Linked DNA regions of Homo sapiens: regions 2, 3 and 4 are each linked to region 1. Evidence: chromatin contacts called from ENCODE Hi-C or POLR2A ChIA-PET data. All regions are on one chromosome and are shown on one strand. Each heading gives the region's core, a stretch centred on a gene start or an enhancer-like site at or near the end of the contact. The rest is flanking DNA. Distances are from core to core; before and after follow the strand shown. Region 1 has its middle 62 kb from the start of TRAPPC11. Region 2 has its middle 76 kb from the start of STOX2. Region 3 has its middle 41 kb from the start of RWDD4. Region 4 overlaps RWDD4 (RWD domain containing 4).

Region 1 (5,889 bases), core at 3,390-5,889:
GCTACTCTGGAGGCTGAGGCAGGAGGATCACTTGAACCCAGGACGTGGGGCCGCAGTGAGTCATGATTGCACCACTGCACTCCAGCCTGGGCGACAGAGAGCCTGTCTCTAAAAAAAAAAAAAAAAAAAAAAAAAATTCTTTCATTCTGTGACAGTAAATCTATTGCCCTCAATTACACAAATTTATTCCAAGTATTTACTGTGGGCCTACTGTGGGCCAGTTTGTGGGCTGGTTGCTGTGGCCATAAAGGAATCCCTATTCCTGAAGACCAGTGGTCCAGCAGGAGACACTGCCACGGCAGCAGGTTCTGACACAGTGTGGTCAGTGCCATGGAAATGGGCACAAGACTAGTAAGTGATGGGATGTCTGGGATTTCCTTTAACATACCTGAAAAGAAACAAAATAACCAGATTGGAGAGAAATGGATGAAACAAGATTTGAAAAATGTTGATAACATTAAAGATGGGTGGGCCTGGGGGCTTTGCCATTCACTCTCCTTTTGGGTATGTCTGGAAATTTCCATAATAAAAAAATAACAAAGGATACAAGGTAGACAGGAGCCCCAGGGAAGGATTAACTTTATTATAGAGTATGAGGAGGAAGCTGCGGGGAGGTAGGGCTTCCTCAAGGAGGGACATTGACATTGGAGTTGTTTTTGTTTTTGTGTTCATAATAAAATGATTCTGTGCTTTTGTTGTGTGGGAATGCATTTCCATCATCCATGAACAGATAATGTTATGTGAACTGGATTTTGGAGGACATAGAAACGTTTGTAAAATAAACAGATCAAGGAAGAGCTTTCCAGGTGATGAAAGGGACTGTTGGCATGCACCCCTGCGGCACCCTGGCATGCCAGTGCTTTGAACATAGACAGACTTGTCCACTGTTGAGTAAACCTAACCTTTATTTTTTTCTTCCTTAGATATTCAGTGATAAGAGAATGGTGAGCAGGGGATGAAACTCACTTAAAAATGCAAGCGCGCTTGCTGCTGTCTCCCTGCACCTCTGCAGAGCAGGGCTTCTCTCCCGGAGCTTTTGGAGGAAGCTGGTCTTCTTTTTGGTAATGCTCATCAGCTTGAAGAACCGTAGTCTGAAAAAATATTTGATCTTGGAGAATAATTCAAAATCACTATCTCAACAAAGGACTGAATTCCAAATGCCAAATTTAACAGGAACAGTTCATAAACCCTTTATTCAAGATGAAATAGGCCAGGCGCGGTGGCTCAGGCCTGTAATCCCAGCACTTTGGGAGGCCGAGGTGGGCGGATCACGAGGTCAGGAGATCGAGACCATCCTGGCTAACACGGTGAAACCCCGTCTCTACTAAAAATACAACAAATTACCCGGGTGTGGTGGCGGGTGCCTGTAGTCCCAGCTACTGGAGAGGCTGAAGCAGGAGCATGGCCTGAACCCGGGAGGCGGAGCTTGCAGTGAGCCAAGATCATGCCACTGCACTCCAGCCTGGGAGACAGAGTGAGACTCCGTCTCAAAAAAAAAAAAAAAAAAAGATGAAATACGGAATTATTCAGTCATAGGATGGGAGGGGCTCCGTAATAGCTTTTTAAAATCAAACAGCTGATTTTTTTTTAATCAAAGGTATTAGTGACACCATTTGGTCAGACTACATTTACGATATTCTCTCCACTTCTGATTGCCATCCTTTATTTCATTTTACTTTTTTATTGTGACCATTTCCGAACAGACACAAAAGTAGAGACTGTTACACACTTCCATGCTTATACTCAGCTTCAGCCATTAATGCCTTGCCCTCTACCATCCATCCTCCCTACCTCATTTCACCAGAAAGAAAAGGACTTTTAAAATCACACAACCACAATGCATTATTACATCTAATCAATTATTTCTTTACATTGTCTAGTATAACATATTCAATTTTCCCTAAGTCTTTTTACAGTTGGCTTGTTTGAATATGGATCCAAACAAGGTCCATCATTATATTGTTTCATTTCATGTAGAACAGTCCCGTCCCCCTTTATATCCCCTATTGACTTGATGAAGAAATGGGTCAGTTGTTTTGTAAAATATCCCACATTCGGGGTTTAGTTAATTGCAACCCCAGGGTGTTTATGTAACTTGTTCCTCTATCTACTGTTTTTCCAATGGACTGGGAGTTAGAGTTACAAGCTAGCCTGAGCTCAAATTCTTTCTCCTTCTCATCCTCCCTCCAGTTCTTCTCTCCTCTACTTCCTTCCTTTCACCCTCCTTCTCTCTCCCTCACTCCTTCCTTCCATCTTTCCTTTTTTTTTTTTTTTTTCAGAATAAGGCTATTTCATAGGTGATATTTCCCATCACCACACTTCTGTCTCGTCTCGCTTTTCGTGGTAAGACTGATCAATGGGTTTAGAGGATGGCAGCCTAATTCCTTTATCATAAGGTTCAGCTAAACAGCCATCGATGCAATTGTCTGAATTGAATGACGCTCATTGCATTGACGCATTGATCGCTGTTTAGCTGAACTGTATATTTAACTTAAATGTTTTAAAATTAGAAGTTTTTCAATTGGAAGTTGCAAAATGTAATTAAAGAATGCTATTCTGCATTCATTGACTGGAATTCTTAGAGAATTTTTTTTCCTCATCCACTAGGTCTATTTAATTACCCTACAATATAGTTCCTACAGCAAAGAGAACTTTTTTTCTTAATTCAGCCCATCAGACAAGGAAGCAAAGATAATTTTTAATAACCTAATTCCTTCTCTTTATTTGTAATTTTCTTCCTTTTTTTTTTTTTTTTTTGAGACGAGCCTAACTCTGTCACCCAGATGGGAGTGCAGTGGCATGATTTTGGCTCGCTGCAACCCCCGCCTCCCGGGTTCAAGTGATTCTCCTGCCTCAGCCTCCCAAGAGTAGCTGGGATTACAGGCGCGCACCACCAAGCCCCGCTAATCTTTGTATTTTTAGTAGAGACGGGGTTTCACCAGGATGGCCAGGCTGGTCTCGAACCCCTGGGCTCTAGTGATCTGCCCGCCTCAGCCTCCGAAAGTGCTGAGATTACAGGAGTGAGCCCCAGCGGCCGGCCTCTGTATTTTTAATTTTCAGTGTAACGAGTTGGTGGCCCTCCTATCTCTAATGTTATCCCAGAGCTTCGGTGTTTGTGCTTCGTGCCCTCTCCGTTTCTCCCCTGTTCTTATGGAATAATGATGTGCATTAGGAGCCTGGGGTCAGGAGTCCAAGGTTAGGGTGAGGGCTTTCCCGTGGTGTTGGCAGCAGCTGGCGCCTGCGCCCTCCGTGCAGGAGAGCAGCTCCCTCCAGCGGCTTCCCTCGCGCTTTGTGCCTTGCCCACCGCTCAGACGCTCTGCTCTGAAAAGTAAAGTTCACAAGGTATCTTCAGCTGCAAGGATAAAATCAAGAAGACAACTTCAAACACAACCTTTATCAACTTAAAATCAATATTAATGTACGAATGGTCCGAATGGTCACCTTGGGAAATCAGTGAAAGGGCCTGACATGGAGAAGAGATTAAATTATGTTTAATAAATGTTCATTTTATGTTCATTCTTTGAAAACGGGCACTCATTGAGTGACAGATCTTTTACCACACACAAACACTAACAGATACGCGTAACTGCGCCCTGCGACATTTTATTTTCCGGCTGCTCCCCCTCCGCTGTCAGGTGGGCAGTGTCCACGGTGCTTAGGGGAACAGGAGGGGTTCCGGTGCTGCTTCCCTTCCGTGCACAGAAAATCCACCCAGGCTGGCGCGGCGGCTCACGCCTGTAATCCCAGCACTTTGAGTGGCTGAGGGGGGCGGTTCACTTGAGGTCATGAGTTCGAGACCAGACTGGCCAACACGGTGAAACCGTCTCTACTAAAAATAAAAACCGTCTCTGCTAAAAAAATTAGCCAGGCTAGGTGGCGCGCCTGTAATCCCAGCACTCTGAGAGGACAAGGCGGGTGGGTCACCTGAGGTCAGGAGTTCCAGACCAGCCTGGCCAACAAGGTGAAACCGCATCTCTACTAAAAATACAAAAATTAGGCCGGGCGCGGTGGCTCACGCCTGTAATCCCAGCACTTTGGGAGGCCGAGGCGGGCGGATCACGAGGTCATAAGATCAAACCATCCTGGCTAACACGGTGAAACCCCGTCTCTACTAAAAATACAAAAAAATTAGCCGGGCGTGGTGCGGGCGCCTGTAGTCCCAGCTACTCGGGAGGCTGAGGCAGGAGAATGGCGTGAACCCGGGAGGCGGAGCTTGCAGTGAGCCGAGATCCCGCCACTGCACTCCAGCCTGGGGGAAAGAGCCAGACTCCGTCTCAAAAAAAAAAAATAAAAAATAAAAAATTAAATTAGCCTGGCGTGGTGGCAGACATCTGTAATCCCAGCTACTGGGGAGGCTGAGGTGCGAGAATCATTTGAACCCGGGAGGCGGAGGTTGCAGTGAGCCGAGATCGCGCCACTGCACTTCAACCTGGGCGACAGAGGGAGACCTCATCTCAAAAAAAAAAAAAAAAAACAAAAGAGGAAACAAACAAACAAAAAACCTACACCAGCCCAGCCTCTCTAGCGAGGCTCACCCGCCCGCCCGGCCCCCGCACCCGGTCTCGGCTTCTCTGGCCAGGCCGCGGGGCCGTTCGGCGCGGGGCGGGGCGTCGGGGAGTTTCCGCAGCGGTTAGACCGGCCAGGGGACCTCGGGACAATGAGCCTTTCTGTTTTAAAGCCGGAACCCAGCCGGGCCGCGCCGCGAGGAGGCTCCCCTGAGGCTGGCAGGAGAGACCTGCAGAAACTCGTGCGCGCCGAGCGAGGCGGGCGCCCTGGGGCTGGGGCACGCGGCCGGCGGGGGCCGCCAGGGAGCGGCCGTGGCGGGACCAGGACTACGGTGCGCCCCGCCGCCGCCAGCACCCGCCTTGGGAAGCCCGTCCGACGCGTACGCTGCAGGGGCCTTCAATAGGGGCTGTCGCCACCTGCACCCGCGCCGCTGCGGTTCGCAGGAAACTCCTGTGGCTTTTCGGAAGCACAATGCAGAACGCCCGGTGAGGGTTTGCAAAGCCGCCCTGGGAGATGCCGCAGTGTGAAACCTTTACGGTTGCACCTGGCCTCTCTGCTGCATCTGGCCTGTCTGCTGCACCTGGCCTCTCTGCCCCACCTGGCCTCTCTGCCCCACCTGGCCTCTCTGCTGCATCTGGCCTCTGCTGCGCCTGGCCTGTCTGCTGCATCTGGCGCCTGTTGCACCTGGCCTCTTGGCTGCAACTGGCCTCTCAGCTGCGCCTCTTTGTTGCCTCTGCAAACTCGGGTGCCCTGGAGCTTCCTACCCAGAAGTGAGTGCCGTGCACACTGCAGGTGCGAGGTGCCCCTCCTTCTGTCTGTTCTGTTTGGTTTGGCAGATGACAGCACTCTCAGTGGGGCCTGAAACCTTGACAGTCATGGCTTTCTTTGTAAGGACTCTCTTCCTTCATTAAATCGCTTGTATTTGGATTACAGAGATCTGTCATAAAGAGATTCAGTACTTAATAATAACGTGGGGAAAGGATCACCAGGTACTGTTAAGAAAAAAGCAAGGACAGAACAGTGAATACGGTAATGATCTTGTTTCGTAATACAAAACAAAACAGACACTATGCAAATACAAACCCAAAGGAAAATGATCATGCATAAAAATACTGTTTTTGGGCCGGGGGCTGTGGCCCATGCCTATAATCCCAGCACTTTGGGAGGCCAAGGCAGGAGGATCACTTGAGTCCAGGAGTTCAAGATCAGCCTCGGCAACAAAGCGTGACTTCGTCTCTACAAAAATTAAAAAGAAATTAGCCAGGCGCTGGTGTGGGCCTGTAGTCTCGGCTACTTGAAAGGCTGAGGTATGAGGATTGCTGGAGCCCAGGAGGTCAAGGCTGCATTGAGCTATGATTGTGCCACTGCACTCTAGGCTGGGCG
Region 2 (6,167 bases), core at 3,247-5,746, 110 kb after region 1:
ATCACACAGTCCTGGGACGGCTGCCTGCTAGCAATGTGGCCCTGGCAGGTCACACCATCGCCCTCAACTTCAGTTTTCCCGACCGTGGAATCTGCCCCGCAGGGTTTGCGGAGGCTTAAGTGGGAGAATACACAGTGTCCACTACATAGAATGTGTTTGGACAAATGCTATTTCTCTTTCTTTTCTCTGCGTCTGGAATCGCCAGCTGGACCAAAGACCCTCAGAAGAGAAAGGCTGTGTTTTATGTTCCTCTCTGATCTCAGCATTGAGCTTGCTGCTCAACAGGCAATCATAATGCAAAAGGCAGTGATAGTAGTAGCGGTAATGGTAATAATAGTAATAGCAAATTTATAAGTATTTATGATATGCCAGGCATTACATATAACATGACCTATTTAATCTTCTCAACAGAGCTTTGAGGTATTGGCTGTCATTAACACCATCTGAGGAAACTGAGGCACAGAGTGGTTAGGTGCCCAGGGTCACCTAGCTGCTATGTAGTATAGTCAGTATTTGAACTCAGAAAGTCTGGCTGCAACCACCGTATTTTTATAGCACTGAAATAAAAATAACCCCTATTTTATTGTTATGAAAAATGTCAGTCATTTATAGAAATGGAATAGCATGGGTGCGGTGGCTCACATCTGTAATCCTAGCACTTTGGGAGGCCAAGGAGGGAGCATCGCTTGAGGCCAGGAGTTCAACACTAGCCTGGGCAACACAGCAAGACCCCAGTCTACAAAAAATGAGGAAATTAGCTACGTGTGGTGACACGCACCTGTAGTCTACTAGGGAGGTTGAGGCGTGAGGATTGCTTGAACCCAGGAGTTTGAAGCTGCAGTGAGCTGGGATCATACCACTGCACTCCAGGCTGGGTGACAATGAGACCCTGTCTCTAAAAAAAGAAAATAAAAATAAAAAAACAAAGAATTGGAGGGAATGAGAGAATGAGTTCCTCTTTACTCAGCTTTAATGTAATCAACACATGGCCCATGTTGTTTCATTGGTGCTGTCACCTCTATCTTCACTTTGGGTTATTTTGAAACAAATCTCAGACATCATACTATTGTAAATACAACACATTAGCAATTGTATTTACAATGAACTTGTACATATTTTATAAATAAATTTCAAAAAGATGGGCCAGGAGTGGTGTCACGTGTCTGTAGTCCCAGCTGCTCGAGAGGCTGAGGCAGGAGGATTGCTTGAACCCAGTTCAAAGCTGCAGTGAGCTATGCACACCACTGCATTCCAGCCTGGGTGACAGAATGAAATCCTGCCTCAAAAAAAAAAAAAAAAAGAAAGAAAAAAAGACGGCCTTTATTGCCCCAGTATAACCTCAATGCCATTATCAGACTTAAAAATATCATATTATTGGTAATTCCTTAATACCAGCTATCCTGTTTGTGTTTAAATTTCTCTGATGTTTGCATAAACATTTTTTTACAGTTCATTTGTTCAAATCAGGATCCCAACAAAAGACAGTCTATTTTTGAGAATGAATTTTTAAAGCAAAGTACCTGAAAATGTTGTGTACTTGTTGCACTTTATTCAGCAAATGTTTATTGTGCCCATGTTTGCAAGGCACGGTTTGAGGCTGGAGAAAGAGACTTCCAAGGAGCTGCCAGCTGGCTGTGATGACAGGGTGGACTCGGAAACTGGCAGAGGGTGTTGGCGCATTTTGCCTCTGAAGTCATAAGTTTGGGTGAGTGACACAGCGGTAGAGTCTTGACAGGGCTGGGGAAGGTGGGAGGAAGAAACAGCCCCAGGAAAAGAGGATGGGTGTGGCTCGGGGGATGTGTTTAGATTCTTCAGTCATATTCAGTCTAACATGTCTATTTCCTGTATTTCATTCTTCGTCTCTACCCTTCCACTTGATTTTTCTTGCAAGTTGTTATGTTGGCTTTTCCCCCCTTTATAAAAAAAATGGTCAGGAACTTGGGGAGGTGCATTGAATGATGACAGTGTGTTTGAGTAAAGTAAATGAATGCAGTGGGGTAAATCCATGCTTTTAGGGCATAATCCCAGAGGCGACAGATTTAAGTTTTTAGGTACATGCTTTTATTATTCAGGCTGGCTCTTGGTACTGAAAATGTCTTGACAAATGAGCCAGCATTCAGATAACTGAAAAAATGAACTTCTGTGAAATACTTCTGTTTGCTTTGAAATTATTCATCACTTTGTTTGGGGGACCTTGCCAAATTCAAAGTGGAGTATTGTGATGTACCTTGAGCCTGATGGAGTTTTTTTCTGTATTTAACCAAGATCACACTTTAAAACTAGACAGAGAATCATGGGTACCTTGTAAAAAACCTACCACGGACGCCAGACCTGGTGCTGCAGACACATGTGTTTTGTCAGGTAGATTTAAGTTGTAACAGGCAGAAGAAGGAAAGCAGTTTGGCTTGGGTGCCAACCGGGAGATTAGCAATTTGCTGATTTCAGCTGTTTTATGGCAACATTTATAAAGTTGACTAATTTTCTCCACAGATATTTTGCCAATTAGCATTAAGAAACAAGAGAATTTAGAAATAAACTTTTGCTCTTTTCCTATCCAAAGAAAGTGGTCTTTTGTTTTTAAAAATCTATCATCTTTTTCTTTGATGAGAGAAATTATATTTGAGGCATTTAGTTAATCTGCTATTCTTTGAAACATACACATTCTTATTTTGGAAAAATTAAAAACATTCATCTCTACATTCAACATTCTTTAAGACTGGTGGGATTGTGAGTTGCAGTAGTAGCAGAAAGAAAAGACAGAACGTGGAAAAAAGCCGTTTCCTTTCTCTTTTTGTTGCAACTTCTAGTCCCTTGTCATTTGTTTGTCTTTGTCACACTTGCAGGCCTTTCCAACCCCCAGAATCTAGGGTACTGTTATACATAACTAGAAGACTTCTATGCGCCAGATTATTTAATGCTCCTCATTCCCTTTGCATTTGGTGGCACGTCTCCCTCATGTCTTTGTATTAAACTGTCAGTCACCAGCATAGGTAACACAGTACACTTTAAATTTCTTGTGAAAATCAGCCCTTGGTCACATTGTCTTAGCCATGGGCCAAGGCCTTCAATTCCAGCCCCACCTCAGGAGTTCACAGATAGTGAGTCAATACGTTCCCTGTAATTTTAAGCCAGCTCGACTTGCGGTTTCTGTTACTTGCAACCAGATGCACCTAATGGATCCTGATTGTAATGAACTTTATAATTAGATTTTCTGTTATGTGTTGGAAATGAAACAGAGTAATTCTCCTCTCCTGGCCAAGGAACTTACACTCCCAAAGAGACACGAAGAAAAGTGAACACTTACTGAGCATCTGCTGTGTGTGCTGGGTGTTTCAGAGACATTTCCTCATGGAATGCTGAAGATGGCCATTACTGGGCCTGCTCCCTCTTCTTGCAGGTATGAGTGATGGGGTAGAATCGGCGAATCCTTTAGATCTTTACTGCATTGTTGCTGAAGTTATGCTGATTGTGACTATTTCTGGGCTGTCAATGGATTTTTATGTGGCCCTGAGCACAGTGTCTCAGGGAGGTAGGGCTATTTCCAGTGTCTGAGCAGAACTAATTTCACATCCCCCCCAACAAGGTATCTAGGGTCACCTGGTGCGTTGTTACTTGCTTTTCTGCTAACCTGCTTTCCTTGCACACAGTAGAAAATTGGGCTAGGAGTAACATACTGTTCTAACTATAATTAAAAGAATTCCCCCTCATTGGCCAAGTGCAAGCACATGGGGTTTTTACACTCTCAGTCGACTGAATTACATTCTAGGTGCACTGAGAGTTTGCTACTATGGGTGTTATCTTGTTTTCTGAATTCCACTGGGTGATAAAATGCAACTACAGCTGTGTCCTTCTGTGGGAAGGAGGGAGTCCAGTGAAGTCCTCTGTGCCAGGGCTGGGAGAGATGGTCATGAGGGTTCTTATCCTTTGACCTTAGCCATGACCCCAGGCTGGCTTTACCTTTGACCCTGCCCTTTTGATGTGCCCAGGGCTGGTCTGGCCTGGCTAGTAGTCACTCCTTGTGTGGCAGTTAGCTGAGGGTATATCTGAGGGTGATATAGGGTATATCTGTTGGTTGAAATTAGCTGGGATGAAAACATACCTTTCATCATAGGCCAATGGCTCATTGAAAAGAAATTAGTCATGAACTTCACTGTCAGCTGAAAAGTAGTCATTAAGGGCCCTCCTCCAACAATAGGACACTTGTTCCGGTTTCAGGGTCACCTGATCCACACCAATAGGGGAAGACTGGGGAAGAATGCTGTGCAAAACGTTTTCAGAGGTTGTAACAGGCAGGTCTGCATTTTTAGAATTTTTTTTTTTTTTTTGGCTAGCTGTATATGATTGAACAGTTTTCAGTTTCAAAGTTGCAGGCTTTGGTGTTTAGATCCTTCCTAGGCTGGTGGTAGAAGAATCCTGGGATTCTGGGTTAGTCCTCGGCGGAGATGGCCAAGCACTACATGGGACCGAACTCCGGGCCTGAGCAGCTGGCTTGGAGGGTGTTGGCTTTTCTCCTTCCTGGTGGGTGTGGAGGCGTGAGGGGGGATGGTGGGGGGATGGAAGATTTCAGTGAGAGTTGTTTATTGCTAAAGGTCTACAGGAGAGAAGACGATTTGAAAGGCAGGATACAGTAGGTTAAAAAGGTTGTCCTGTACAGAACACACCCACAGAAATTGCACACATGTAAGGAAAATTGTGGCAGGAAAGAAGCTTGGCTCTTTTGCCTTTCTTCATTTCCGCCCCCAAGTTTGCCTTGAACTTGGAATCTTACGTTATAAACGTTGCCAAATTGCAGCTCCAATCAGGAAACAGATGGTTAGGCAGTACCAGAAAACACAAATAATTGTGGGGACCATGAACATTAGTTCATGAACATTAGAAAACCCTGATGGAAAGTTTAGAACTATGTACATTTTTTTTTTTTTTGGTGAATATCAGACTTAAATAATTGCGAAAAGAATGGTCTAGAAATATTTTGCTAGGTATTAGAATTTTGTGGTACAGTAAACAATTAATCAACTTCTAGTTTATAAAAAATCTGCTGTGCTGTATAATTCTTAAAAATAAATTTAGTCAGTGATGGATGCGCTGAGGGCCCTGACCACCACGAAGCAATAGATCAGGTAGCAAAATGCACTTGTACCCCACGGATATAGACAAAAAACACTAAAAGTAAATACATAGATAAATAAATTTTGTTAAGCTTATCTGCCTTAGTTTCTGTCTAGGTGGCTGTAAACACGCCCTGGTCTCATTTCCGAGGCTTTGTACTTCCTCTTTTCTCTCCTGGGACAGCTCTGCCCAATTTTTCCTGTTTCCAGGCTTTAGTCCCCTTCTCGGCCCCTCCCTGAAGCTTCTTCTGGTGAATTCTGCAGTTCATTCATTTCTTCTTCTTCTTCTTTTTTTTTTTTTTTTTGAGACAGAGTTTCACTCTTGTTGCCTAGGCTGGAGTGCAATGGAGTGATCTTGGCTCACTGCAACCTCTGCCTGCTAGGTTCAAGTGATTCTCCTGCCTCAGCCTCCTGAGTAGCTGGGATTACAAGTGCCCGTCACCATGCCCGGCTAATTTTTGTATTTTTGGTAGAGACAGGGTTTCACCATGTTGGCCAGGCTGGTCTCGAACTCCTGATCTCAGGTGGTCCGCCCACCATGGCCTTCCAAAGTGCTGGGATTATAGGCAGGAGCCACCACACCTGGCCCTGGAGCTCATTCATTTCTATTTGTTTCTGAAAGCAGGGACTCTAAATATTACTAACCCCATTTTGGCTCCTAGTTGTATGCTTATCTCTGTTAGAGAAGACTCTTGAAATTATCTAAGGAATGTAATACTTCATCCAGTTTTTTAAAACTCTAGAAAGCTAGATTCTGCAGCTTCTTAGTAGCCTATAACCGACTCTTTTTTTTTTTTTTTTTTTTTTGAGACGGAGTCTTGCTCTGTCACCCAGGCTGGAATGCAGTGGCATGATCTCGGCTCACTGCAATCTCTGCCTCCTGGGTTCAAGCGATTCTCCTGCCTCAGCCTCCCAAGTAACTGGGATTACAGGTGCCTGCCACCATGCCCGGCTAATTTTTGTATTTTTAGTAGAGACAGGTTTTACCATGTTGGCCAGGCTGGTCTTGAACTCCTGACCTCAAGTGATCCGCCTGCCTTGGCCTCCCAAAGTGCTGGG
Region 3 (5,899 bases), core at 3,190-5,689, 100 kb before region 1:
GCCTTGAGTAAAGAAATGCAAAAGCCAGGAAAGGCAAGGAGACAAAATCTTCCCTGGAGCCTATACCTCTTTTGTTGTTGTTGATTTTCAAACAATTACGAACATACTGAAATTTTCAAGAATAGTAGGACTTTTTTTCCCTGAACCATGTGAGAGTAATGCTGACACAAAGCCCCATCATTCTGAATTCTTTAGTTTGTAATTCCTACAAACAAGGAGATTCTCCTACACAAGCAAACATACCACCAGCAAAATCAGGAAATTAACAATGAAATCTTCCTACCACCTACTCTACAGATTCCACCCCAGTTTCTCCAATTGCACCAGTCGTATCCTTTATAGTCAAAGGATCCAGGACAGGGTCTCCCGCTGCTTTCACTGGTCATGTCTCTACTCACTTTCAATCTAGAGGCTGTCTTCTCGCTGCCTTCTATCAGGTGGCAAATGATTCTGATTTGTCCGTTTCTGCTGAGATCAACTTGATTAAGGTGGTATTTGTCAGATTTCTCCACTGTGCATGACTAATGTTTTGGAATCAGTAAGGAAACGTGGGACTATTTAAATATCCCATTTCTTTCTTTGTTTCTTCTTTCTTTTCTTTCCTTTCCCTCCCTCCCCCTCTCTCTCTCTTTCTCTCTCTCTCTCTCTCTTTCTCTCTCTCTCTCTTTCTTTCTGATAGTCTTACTCACTTGCCCAGGCTGGAGTACAGTGGCGTGATCTCAGTTCACTGCAACCTCCACCTTCCAGGTTCAAGCAATCTTCCTTCCTCAGCCTCCCGAGTAGCTGGGATTACAGGTGCCCGCCACCACGCCCGGCTAATTTTTGTATTTTTAGTAGAGACTGGGTTTCGTCATGTTGGCCAGGCTGGTCTGGAACTCCTGACCTCAGGTGAACCGCCCACCTCGGCCTCCCAAAGTGCTAGGATGACAGGCGTGAACCACCGTGCCCAGCCTCAATATTCCATTTCTTATCAAACATTGACTCACTGATTTTAGCTTCCATTGATATTTTTGGATGATTTAATTATTGCCTTATTAATGACCAAACAGTGATTTTTCTAACTGCATCATTTTTTTCTCCATTTACTTGTTGCCACTTGCATTAGTGTCCTATTGTGTGTCATACTGTATTAGTGCTGCTATAACAAACTACCATAACCTTAGCGGGTTAAAACAACTTAAATGTATTATTTTGTAACTCTGGAGGCCAGACGTTCCCCATCGGTGTCACTAGGTTAAAATCAAGGCACTGGCAGGCCTGTGTTCCTCTTAAAGGCACCAGGGAAGAAGCCGTTCCCTTGCCTTCTAGCTTCTGGAGGACGCCTGCATTCCTGGGCTATGGCCCCCTCCTCTATCTTCAAGCCATCAGCATAGCACCTTCCCTCCTCTCTGACCTCTGCTTTCATCCGTTTATCCTCTCTCTGATTCTGCTCCTCATGGCTGCTTTGTGTAAGCGCCCTTGTGACCACATTGGGGACCTCCCCCCCATAATCCAGGATTATACACACTCATCTGCATTTAAATCTACATATTATACATAATATAGACACATATTTGTATAATATATTATATCTTTATTTATCTATATAATTTTTTTGAGACATGGTGTCATTCTGTCACCCAGGCTGGAATGCAGTGGCACGATCTTGGCTTACTGCAGCCTCAACCTCCTGGGCTCAAGCGATCCTCCCACCTTAGCCTCCCAAGTAGCTGGAACTACAGGTGTGCACCACCACACCTGGCTAATTCTTAATTTTTTTGTAAAGAAGGGACCTCACTGTGTTGCCCAGGCTGGTCTCAAACTCCTGGCCTTAAGTGATCCTCCGACCTTGGCCTCCCAAAATGTTGGGATTAAAGGCAGGTGTGAGCCACTGCACCCGACCCTTATCTATATATTCAAAACCATGAGTTTGCACCAATGCCTTTAATTCCAATCCAACACCATAAGGTTCAGATTAGTTGTCTTATCATTCACCCTGCAGCTCATTTCCAACAATGAAAAGCCTGACTCCCACCACTTTCAATATGTTTCACTATTGGACTAATCCCTCTTGTGTGTGTTCAGTCTCCCCTCCTGGCCAGACCCCTCCACTCTCCTCACACTACGCGGCCTGCCAGGTGAAAACAATACAGGGACTGCCACTAAGCCCTACTTTTTTTCTTTTATTTTTCTTTCTTTTTTTCCCCTCCCTCCTTCCTCTTTCTTTTCCCTCCCTTCCTCCCTCCCTCCTTTCCTTCCTTTCTTTTCTTTCTCTTTCTTTTTGTTCCTTCCTTCTTCTCTTTTTCTTTCTTTTCCTTCCTTCCTTCCTCTCTCTCTTTCTGTCTCCTTCCTTCCTTCCCTTCCTTCCCTCCCCTTCCCTCCCCTTCCTTCCTTCCTTTCTTCTTTCTTTCTTTCCTTCCTCTTTCTTTTTTTTCAAGGTCAGTCTGGCTCTGTCACCCAGGCTGGAGTACAGAGTGGCCTGATCTTGGCTCAAAGCAGCCTTGACCACCCTAGGCTCAAGCTATCCTCCTGCCTCAGCCTCCTGAGCAGCTGGGACCACAGGGCTGCACTACCACACCGGGATAATTTTTGTGTCTTTTGTAGAGACGGGGTTTCACCATGTTGCCTAGGTTGGTCTCGAACTCCTGAGCTCAAATGATCCACTCACCTTGGCCTCCCAAAGTGCTGGGATTACAGGCATGAGCCACTGGGCCCAGCCTGTTTTTTTCTTAAATACTACTACTTAGAACTAAATGTGAAATCATCCAAATATCATATTATCCTAAATTTGATTAAGATAATTACTGTTGGCTGGAAAAGGTAGTATTACATATGGCTTAATTCCTTTACTGTATAGTCCACAGAGATTGAGACTTTAATCTTCACATTGAGTGGAAAATAAGAGAGAATATGTTCAGATGACAGTAAAATAAAGTCAAATTAGACTTTCAGACAAAATTACATTAAATATATTTTGACATTGAAACAAGTGACCAAGTGCAGTTGAGGAATTTCTTTGACTCATGACATTTACAGTAAGAGTAAATATAGAGGCCGGGCACAGTGGCTCACGCCTGTAATCCCAGCACTTTGGGAGGCAGAGGTGGTTAGATCACAAGATCAGGAGATCCAGACCATCCTGACTAACACGGTGAAACCCCGTCTCTACTAAAAAATACAAAAAATTAGCCCGGCGTGGTGGCGGGCGCCTGTAGTCCCACCTACTCGGGAGGCTGAGGCAGGAGAATCACTTGAACCCGGGAGGCGGAGGTTCCGGTGAGCCGAGATCGCACCACTGCACACCAGCCTGGTGACACAGCGAGGCTCCATCTCAAAAAAAAAAAAAGAAAAAAAAGAAAAAGAAAAACTCAGCTGTTAAACATTTCTTGCTCAAATAACTTCTGTAAAATGCTTAATAGAATAAATAATCGTATCAGTCAGGGTTCTCTGGAGAAACAGAACCAATAAGAGATATATATGTATGTGTGTATGTATACATACACATACAAAGAGACAGCGAGAGAGATTTTAAAGAATTGCTCAAGTAATTGAGGAGGCCGGCAAGTCTGAAATCTCTAGGACAGGCCCACAGGTTGGAAATTCAGGCAGGAGTTGATGTTACCGTCTCGAGTCCGAAATCTGCAAAGCAGGCCAAGCCCTCCGGAAACTCACTCAGAGTTTCTGTGCTGCAGGCTCGAGGCAGAATTCCTTTTTTCTCGGGAAAGGCTCAGTCTCCGCTCTGAAAGCCTTCAGCTGATTGCATGAAGCTCACCCACATTCAAGAGGATAATCTACTTTACTCAGAGTCAGCTGATTGTACGTATCAATCACATCTACACAATACCTTCACAGCAACATCCAAGTTAGTGTTTAACCAAGCAGCTGGGCCCCACAGCCAAGCCAAGTTGAGACATAATGAACCATCACTGTCTCTGTAACTATCTGTTTTCAAAGAAACATTGATTTTCTTTCGCAATCACTTCCAGAAGTTTGACTTAGTATTTCCTACACACTGTTTAACTAACATTGAATTAACTCTTAGTTCCTAATAAAGGTTTGCTAACACATACATACAAATCTTATTAGAAAATTGATTTGCATGTGTTAGAAAACATATTTATTGCATTATTTTGGAACAGTTTTAGTTTTTGCATTATCTCTTCTGTGGTCATATATTGGATTTTCTTTGATGCTTTTCACTGATGACAGCTATTTGGGGGAAAACATAGATGATTTTTACAAAACGCGTCACTGAAAGGGTTTGGGCAGACAACAGTGCGTCTTTTGGTGCAGGCTGGCACTCACACGCAGAGATGCCGCAAGATCAGTCTCCACCCCTCAGACCTCTGCGGAGGGACGCTTGGGTCCGGCTAGTTGGACTAAGACAGCCCCGGACTGCAAGGAAAGGCCTCAAGGCCCCGCCCCCACTCATTTGGGTTCTCTTTTTAAAGGGCAAACCCGAGTGGCCTTGCCAGGGGGAACAAAATGTCTGCTTGGGCATCGGGCAGGCTGGGCTTAGGTGACAGCTGTTCAGGCAGTTCGCTGTCTGGAGAGCCTGTTGCCAGCACCTGTTGACCTTGTGAGAAGTTCCATTTGGGCACAGCCCCTCCTGCAGGGGGAGGGGGGAGGTTCTGGTCCCATTTAGATTGTTGCCAGGCAACCCATATCTTCAGGGTCAGACTGTCCTGTTTGTCTTTCCACAAAGTATACAGACAACCATAAACAAAGCATAGCTTAAGTAACATTTAGATTGTTGAGGGAACATAAAATAGGGCTTGTTTTTTCCGTCCCCCTCCCTCATCATTGCCCAAAGATGTTACTGATTTGAAATAATTTTTAGATGATCTGCGTGCAAGAAAAAACACAGGGACGGCCAGGCGCGGTGGCTCACGCCTGTAATCCCAGCGCTTTTGGAGGCGGAGGCGGGCGGATCACCTGAAGTCAGGAGTTCAAGACCGGCCTGGCCAACACGGTGAAACGCCGTCTCTACTATAAAATACAAAAATTAGCTGGGCATGGTGGCACGTGCCTGTAGTCCCAGCTACTTGGGAGGCTGAGGCAGGAGAATTTGCTTGAACCTGGGAGGCGGAGGTTGCAGTGAGCCGAGATGGCGCCACTATACTCCAGCCTGGGCAACAGAGTGAGACTCCGTCTCAAAAAAAAAAAAAAAAAAAAAAAACACAACAGGGACAAATATCCCATCAGCTAACGCTGTGATGATGTTGTCACAAATTACGAGTGGCCTCAATGGAGTGTGGTACTTTTACAATTTACTGTTTAAATAATGCAATAAATACAAACTACTTAAGTGGTGTATGTTCAATAATGCCACAGAACTCTCTAACTGTTTAATCATTTAGGGCTACATTTCATTATTTCATCTTTATTATATTTCAATCCATCCTCTATCAACACCATAGCAAACCTTCCCTCTAGACCTGTGTATCCAATAAGGCAGCCACTAGCCACATGTGGTTATGTAAATGAAAATTACAATTTACTAGTTTAAATGAACAGTTAGTTCTTCCGTCACCCTAGCCACATTTCAAGTGGTCAATAGCCACATGTGGCTAGTGGCTACTTTATCAGGGAACACAGCTAAAGGACACTTCCATCATTGCAAAAAGTTACATTGGACAGTGTTGCTGACCTTTGGCAGGAAACAAAGTCTTGAATTGTCTGGTGTCCAGGTTTCATAAAAAGCCTGTTTACACCAGAAATGGGCAGAAAAAAGAAAAGAAAAAGCCTGCTTAGGAGAAGCAATATTTACGGAGGATTGGTGGAAGGATGCCCATCTCTATAATTTATTTGAGTTTTAGCTTGGAATCAAGCAAGCCCATAGCAGTGTTTCTGGATCACAGAGTCTTGGCACTCCAGAAAACTGTTTTCATGGAGCCACATTTTAGGATTTTGTCCAATA
Region 4 (6,222 bases), core at 2,144-4,643, 85 kb before region 1:
TACAGCCTTGACCTTCCCAGCTCAGGCGATCCTCCCACCTCAGCCACCTGAGTAGCTGGGACTACAGGCACATGCAACCACACCAGGCTAATTTTTAAAATTTTTCGTAGAGATGGAGGTCTCACTATGTTTCCCAGGCTGGTCTTAAACTACTATGCTGAAGCAATCCTCCCATCCTGGCCTCTCGAAATGCTGGGATTACAAATCCATTTTATTTTAAAAGTTTTTTTCATCTCTCTGAATTTACTGCGATGTTAAGAGTGAGATAGGAGTACCTTTCCTTTTTCCCCCAGTGGCTCTTTGGTTCTCCAATACCATACATTGAAGAAACTGCATATTAAATTTTCTCATATATATATATTTAGGTCTATTTCTGGGCTCTATTTTCTTTCATTGATCTGAGCAGGTATCAGCACAGTATCACTTTAATTCTTGCTGCTGGAAATGTTTGACTAAATTTTATTTTTATTTTTTTTGAGATGGAGTCTTGCTCTGTCGCCAGGCTGGAGTGCAGTGGTGTGACCTCGGCTCACTGCAATCTCCACCTCCCCGGTTTAAGCAATTCCCCTACCTCAGTCTCCCAAGTAGTTAGGACTACAGGTGTGTACGACCACACTCAGCTAATTTTTGTATTTTAGTAGAGACGGGGTTTCATTATTGTTGGCCAGGCTGGTCTTGATTTCCAGACCCAGTGATCCGCCCGCCTCGGCCTCCCAGAGTGCTGGGATTACAGGCTGAGCCACTGCGCTGGGCCATGTTTGACTAATTGAAAGAACTAAACTCACATCATCACTGTTTTTGAAAAAAAATTTTTTTTTTTTGTCTATTCTGGTATGCTTAGTTTTCCTTAAGAACTTTGGAGTCAGCTTTTCTTTCTTTTAAAAATCCAGTTGCAGTTTCACTGGGATTACCTTACTTATTTATAGGATTGCCTTATTTATAGGATCAGTTAAACAAAACTAGTATCATTATCAATTGATTTTTTTTCAATTGCTTAGGCTAAAATCCAATTTGGAGTTAGCTTCGATGCCTCTAGCTCTCCCACATCCTTCGTTGGATTCACCAGCAAGCCCGTCAGCAGTTCCTTCACTATATATCCAGAAACTGACCGCTTCTCACCCACTCCCACCTCCCACCCTTGTCAAGGAATCGTCATTCTTCACCCACTTCCTCAACAGCTTCCTAACTGGCCTTCCTGCCTTCCCTCTTGCTTGCCTATTCTCAACACACAAGTCAGATCCCCTCACTCCTCCGCTCAATACATACCCTCTGAAGGCTTTCCGCCTCACTCAGTAAAAAGCAGACTTGGAGCAGAGGAAACAGCCAGAACAAAGGCCACAGGCAGGATCATGTTGGGGAAGACGAGGGGAGGGCCAGAGCTAGCAGGAGTCTATGGCCTTAGAGACTAGTTCACGCTAAAAGTAGCCGAAACTAGTTACCCCCGCGGGGTGGAGATTGTGAGAGAAGGGAAAAAGATCTTTTTTTTACAAAATTAAAAGCCCTGCAGAACTACTTGCCTTCTAAAACTATCTACATGTATGACTTTGATAAAAATAAAAAATAAGAAATTTTAAAACACTGACATATAAAAAGAAAAATATAGAAACCAACGGAAAAATGTAACAGATGGTATTTGTCAGCATGCAGCGGGAGTTCAGCTTTCCTTCAGCAGATGGACGGACATTCTTATAACCAAAACTGCATGATTCCTCAGTTATCATGAGAATTTCAAACAAAAAAAACTAACATCTATCAATTTAAAATTTGTGAGATGCCCGTGGGAGGTAAAGAATATTTTGTTAGTGTAATTTATCAAGTGAAATGGCAAAGTGACAATGGTAGGTTTAGCGATCTTCAGAAAAACAGAAGGGGGAGGAAAAGGTTTGATAGTTTTTTTGTTTTTGTTTTTTGAGACGGAGTCTGTCTCTGTCACCCAGGCTGGAGTGCAGAGGCACAAACTCGGCTCACTGCAACCTCTGCCTCCTGGGTTCAAGCGATTCTCCTGCCTCAGCATCCTGAGTAGCTGGGACTGCAGGCCACCCAGCTAATTTTTTATTTTTAGTAGCGATGGGGTTTCACCATGTTGGCCAGGCTGGTCTCGAACTCCTGACCTCAGCTGATCCTCCCGCCTTGGCCTTCCAAAGTGCTGGGATTACAGGCATGAGCCACCACACCAGGCCAATAGTTTTGTGTTTTAAAAATAATCATACTGTTGCGTAGATATTTGAAAAAAGTGTGATTTTAGTAATACAAAGGATAGTGAAGAGAATATGAAAGCTAAAGTGTTGGCTTTCTGCGAAGAAGCCTCAGAGATGAAAATCTCCCGTAGGCTCCAGGGTCCAAATCTTCGTATGTTCCTTCACAGATGAGACTGACTGTAAGCAATGCAGAACACCTACTGCCCTCTGTAAAAACAAACATATGGCATGCAGCGTCTTCTTGCCGTAGGAGCAGGAGAATGAAGAGCCGGAGCAGTTAGGAGGAAAAGCTTCCTCCTTAGTCAATTCCACCGCCATGTTAAACACAAAGATTTTCCCCGATTGCTTTGTGTACTCTAAAAACTGCCCCAGTGTTAAACTTTTAAGGTTGATTTCTAATCACCCAATTATGAAGCAAAATATTTTAAATCTGCATCCCCCCCTCCACTCCCCAACAGTTTCCTTCTTTTCTAAGCTGGATTCTCTTTCACTAACAACAGAGCATAGACGTAGTTTGTTATTTAAAATATCAAGAATAGTTTCCCAACAGGCCAGACTTCGTGGCAGGCAGAGAAAAGGACCTATTATAGATCCAGAAGGCTGCAGCCAAACAGGCAAGATCACTTAAAACTTCCCAGGTGCCAGCAATAACAAACAGAAAACGGGCAGGGGTGGGGACGCTTCCTGCCTTACTGTATCACCACAATCAACCTATTACGACAATTTATTCTGGAAACTAGATTTATACAGGAAGCTCAGCAAGCAAAAATGGTATTCCTCTAGAAATGGGAAAGTTAAAATAATTTTCTTATTTTTGGTTCTCATTAGTGAGAAATTAAGGCTATTAAAATTACTTATTTATTCAGGCATTGCCTCTTAAAATGTTCTCAGCTCTTCATATAAGCAAAAATTATCATGCAAGAATTTTCATTATTACAAATTTACAAAGTCATTAAAGATCTCATTCTCAATCAAACACTTGCTCCTCTCCTCATATTGTGCAATGTAGCTTTACTTAATTGATCTTCAGGAATAATGCAAAAATCAATGATAAAAGTCCTTAGCCCTTTGAAAGGCACATTTTGTGCCTCTGAAAATTAACAATCTTCATATAAAAGTCGTTTCATCTTTCGCGTGCTCTGATCAGTGGCTTTCACACTTTTTTCATGACTCATTTTAATAAACTTTACATAGTGACTCAGTACCCATACATGCACACCCCAAACTAAAGTTTTCACAGGGAAAAAAAACCCTCTTACAACAGGTAGTGCATGCTGGTATTTTCTGTTCAATTCTATTGTCTCCCATTCCATTAAAAAATGTTAGTAAAGACCCCTAATTAATTTCCTCACTAAAGGAACACAAATTTGAAAATCACTCTGGGTTACATATTACTTATTTTTTTGTCACATTAACTGAAAATACTGAAATTTTGAATCTTAGATGTCCAATCCCTCTTGTTCTGTTTTCACTCTGGAATATTCAAAGGTAAAAACACGCAAACACAAATCTCTATTGTTACTACATAGCATGACTTTTATATTTATTATTTATTTTTGAGACAGGGTCTTGCTCTGTTGCCCAGGCTGGAGTGCAATGGTGTGATCTCTGCTCACCACAACCTCCATCTCCCGGGTTCAAGCGATTCTCATGCCTCAACCTCCTGAGTAGCTGGGATTACAGGTGCCTGTCACCACGCACAGCTAGTTTTTTTGTATTTTTAGTAGAGATGGGGTTTTGCTATGTTGGCCAGGCTGGTCTTGAACTCCTGGCCTCAAGTGATCTGCCTGCCTCGGCCTCCCAAAGTGCTGTGATTACAGGAGTGAGCCACCACACCCTGCCAAATTTATGGTTAAAGCAATCACAGCCAGCCCTCTGGAAACACTGGCCGAATCCTCAATACTGCTCTCTTCTGGGAATCTGGAGTCCTGGTTACTCGGGAGCCTAGGTCCTGGGGAGGCTGCAGTGAGTTATGATCGTGCCACTGCACTCCAGCCTGGGTGACAGAGCAAGACCCTATCTCTCTACAAAAAAAAAAAAAAAAAAAGAAAAGAAAAACCCTCCGAAAAAATTCCAAGATCCAGGGTTAGGCACATCTACAGTACCAAGCAGGGCTTGGTGAAAGCTTGAATCAAGCAACAAATAAAAAAAAGCTGTGGCCTGTGACAAAACGGTGTGGAATGATTCTAATGCTGCAATCAAAAAGAGAAAATCCAAAGTGCCGGCCAGTACCCGTTTCATTCCATAGGATATTTAAACATATCAGATTTGTCAAGGTTCACTGCAAGTGTATTTGTCATCTTTAAATTCAATTTCAATTTTTTCATTTCAAGAAGTTCTCTTTGGTTTTCAAATCTTCTGATAATTGTCTTGTTCCCCATTCAGTTTATTTATTTAAAACACACTTTGAGTCTGTAGAGTATCACTATACCCTTGTGGCTCCTGTTCCCCTAAGATTTTTGGGCAGGCTCTCATGCCTTGCTTTTATGTATTGTGATTTTTGACTGTGAGGACACATTCCATAAACTCTTTATGGGGCACCTCACTGGTGGTCTGGGTTCAAGTTGAGTTCTGAAAGAACAGAGATGTGTGTTCATTTCTAACAGTTACCTAGAGCCCCTACTGATTTGGTTCAACTAAGATATTGGCTTGAGGTTTTGTCTGTTTTAAAATCATACATAGGGGGAGGAATTTGGGCTGAAATCCAAGTGTGAGGTAACTTGGGGGCACAAACTGTCAGGAGTGTGTGTGTATCCATACTTATATATGTGTATATATATGTATATACTTATATTTTACTCTTCCATCCAGAACCAGTTCCAAGACAGAAATTTCCTCAGGGCTCGCACTGGAGGATGGGCCTCAGTCTTACAGATGTGTCGGGGGTATGACTCCCTAACCTAGGCTGATCCTGGCCTTCATCTCTTGTCTTCTGGGCCCTTGAAGCTGAAAACTAAAGCTGTCCTTAACCTCTAGGTTCCAACTTTCACTGAATTTTTTGGCCTCTAGGCATTCCTTTTCTCCTGTGAGCTCATTTGAAAAACATTTTTTAATCCAACATTTTGAATAGTTTCTAGTAGGAGGGTACATCTTGCACCATAAGGCCATGCAGATTTATAAAATCAACAATTCTCTCTGAAGTGATCTGAAATAAAATGTGTAGAAAAATCGCTGTGTATAATTCAGACTTTATTGCTTATTAATTATGTCACTCCACAAAATTTTAAGTAAACAGACATTGAGAAAATATACTGGGAGTGTTAAACAGATGACGGCAATATTGATGAGGCTGTTCAAGTGTTTTACATAAGGTAATAAGAGGTACCACCATCACCAGAACCCCTACAAATTTTTACATTTCATATAAAAAGAGTAAAAATAGTTCATTGGCATGTAACTAGCATCATTCTCTGTAATCTATGAGCCATAATAAGCCTGAACAATTTCAGTCTCTTCAGAGCAAAACAAAGTATTTTATTCCACTAGCAGATGTTTCTCCAAAAACAAAAAACAAACCAATACAACCACAAATACTACCCACACACAACCCTGAAACATAAGTTGCCATATTCCAGTGGTCCTGAATTTTAACATGTTTTGCTCTACATTAATTCAAGAAATAAAATGAGAAACAGCTTTGAAAATGAGATTAACTCCTTTGCTGTAATTATACTTACTCTATAATTCAAACTATTTAGCTGAAGTCAGTTAACGAGTAAAAACCGCGGATACAGCTCAAACTGCTCTTAACTTCTTTAAATGTTTACTGTTCTATCAAAACTCAGACCCAAGCTGCACAGGTGTAACTTGAGGCACTAACAATCTTCCTACCAGACGTAATAGTTTTATGTGTTCTTAAAGCTGGGCGCATATACAAAATCACTGTACATCACACATAAACATCAGAAACTTTTCTTGGCACAACTAGACCAATAGTTTCCTCTATTATTATTATTTTTAAATCAAGCATGTGTAACAGTTCAGCATTTAAAAGACTCCCATGTATATGATTAAAAAGATGCTC

What was found. Hi-C counts contacts between places; a loop is a spot of excess contacts on that map. ChIA-PET counts read pairs that join two places held with the same protein, here RNA polymerase II (POLR2A). Pooled maps may share reads with other maps.
Region 2: a loop to region 1 is called in a map of Right ventricle myocardium inferior, with 4 times the contacts of the local background. The contact joins two enhancer-like sites. A Hi-C loop is called at or near these places in 5 of 168 maps with a recorded cell type or tissue (PC-3, PC-9, Right ventricle myocardium inferior and 2 more) and 9 of 50 pooled maps. POLR2A ChIA-PET finds 5 or more read pairs at or near these places in 2 of 52 experiments (PC-9 and WTC11).
Region 3: a map of HepG2 shows a loop between it and region 1 (4-fold over the local background). The contact joins two enhancer-like sites. A Hi-C loop is called at or near these places in 1 of 168 maps with a recorded cell type or tissue (HepG2), 11 of 37 single-sample maps with no recorded cell type and 11 of 50 pooled maps. POLR2A ChIA-PET finds 5 or more read pairs at or near these places in 2 of 52 experiments (PC-3 and activated T-cell).
Region 4: a loop to region 1 is called in a pooled map, with 4 times the contacts of the local background. The contact joins two enhancer-like sites. A Hi-C loop is called at or near these places in 11 of 37 single-sample maps with no recorded cell type and 11 of 50 pooled maps. POLR2A ChIA-PET finds 5 or more read pairs at or near these places in 5 of 52 experiments (AG04449, activated CD4-positive, alpha-beta T cell, activated CD4-positive, alpha-beta memory T cell and 1 more).

The regions. Positions count from the first base shown.
Region 1 is chr4:183,718,237-183,724,125 of GRCh38, forward strand. No RefSeq gene overlaps it. Among named protein-coding and RNA genes, the nearest start is that of TRAPPC11, 62 kb to the left of the region's middle. RefSeq lists a silencer at 4,466-4,995 and enhancers at 4,947-5,708, 5,106-5,155. Within about 2 kb of position 4,640, at least 20 of the 41 ENCODE cell types and tissues checked have a DNase peak (open chromatin) inside an H3K27ac peak, as active enhancers do.
Region 2 is chr4:183,826,594-183,832,760 of GRCh38, forward strand. It overlaps a transcript of STOX2 not described here. Among named protein-coding and RNA genes, the nearest start is that of STOX2, 76 kb to the right of the region's middle. Within about 2 kb of position 4,497, at least 4 of the 41 ENCODE cell types and tissues checked have a DNase peak (open chromatin) inside an H3K27ac peak, as active enhancers do.
Region 3 is chr4:183,614,997-183,620,895 of GRCh38, forward strand. No RefSeq gene overlaps it. Among named protein-coding and RNA genes, the nearest start is that of RWDD4, 41 kb to the right of the region's middle. Within about 2 kb of position 4,440, at least 8 of the 41 ENCODE cell types and tissues checked have a DNase peak (open chromatin) inside an H3K27ac peak, as active enhancers do.
Region 4 is chr4:183,634,269-183,640,490 of GRCh38, forward strand. RWDD4 (RWD domain containing 4) reads right to left here. Exons shown (of 8, transcript NM_152682.4): 8 at 5,367-6,222. Among named protein-coding and RNA genes, the nearest start is that of RWDD4, 22 kb to the right of the region's middle. Within about 2 kb of position 3,394, at least 9 of the 41 ENCODE cell types and tissues checked have a DNase peak (open chromatin) inside an H3K27ac peak, as active enhancers do.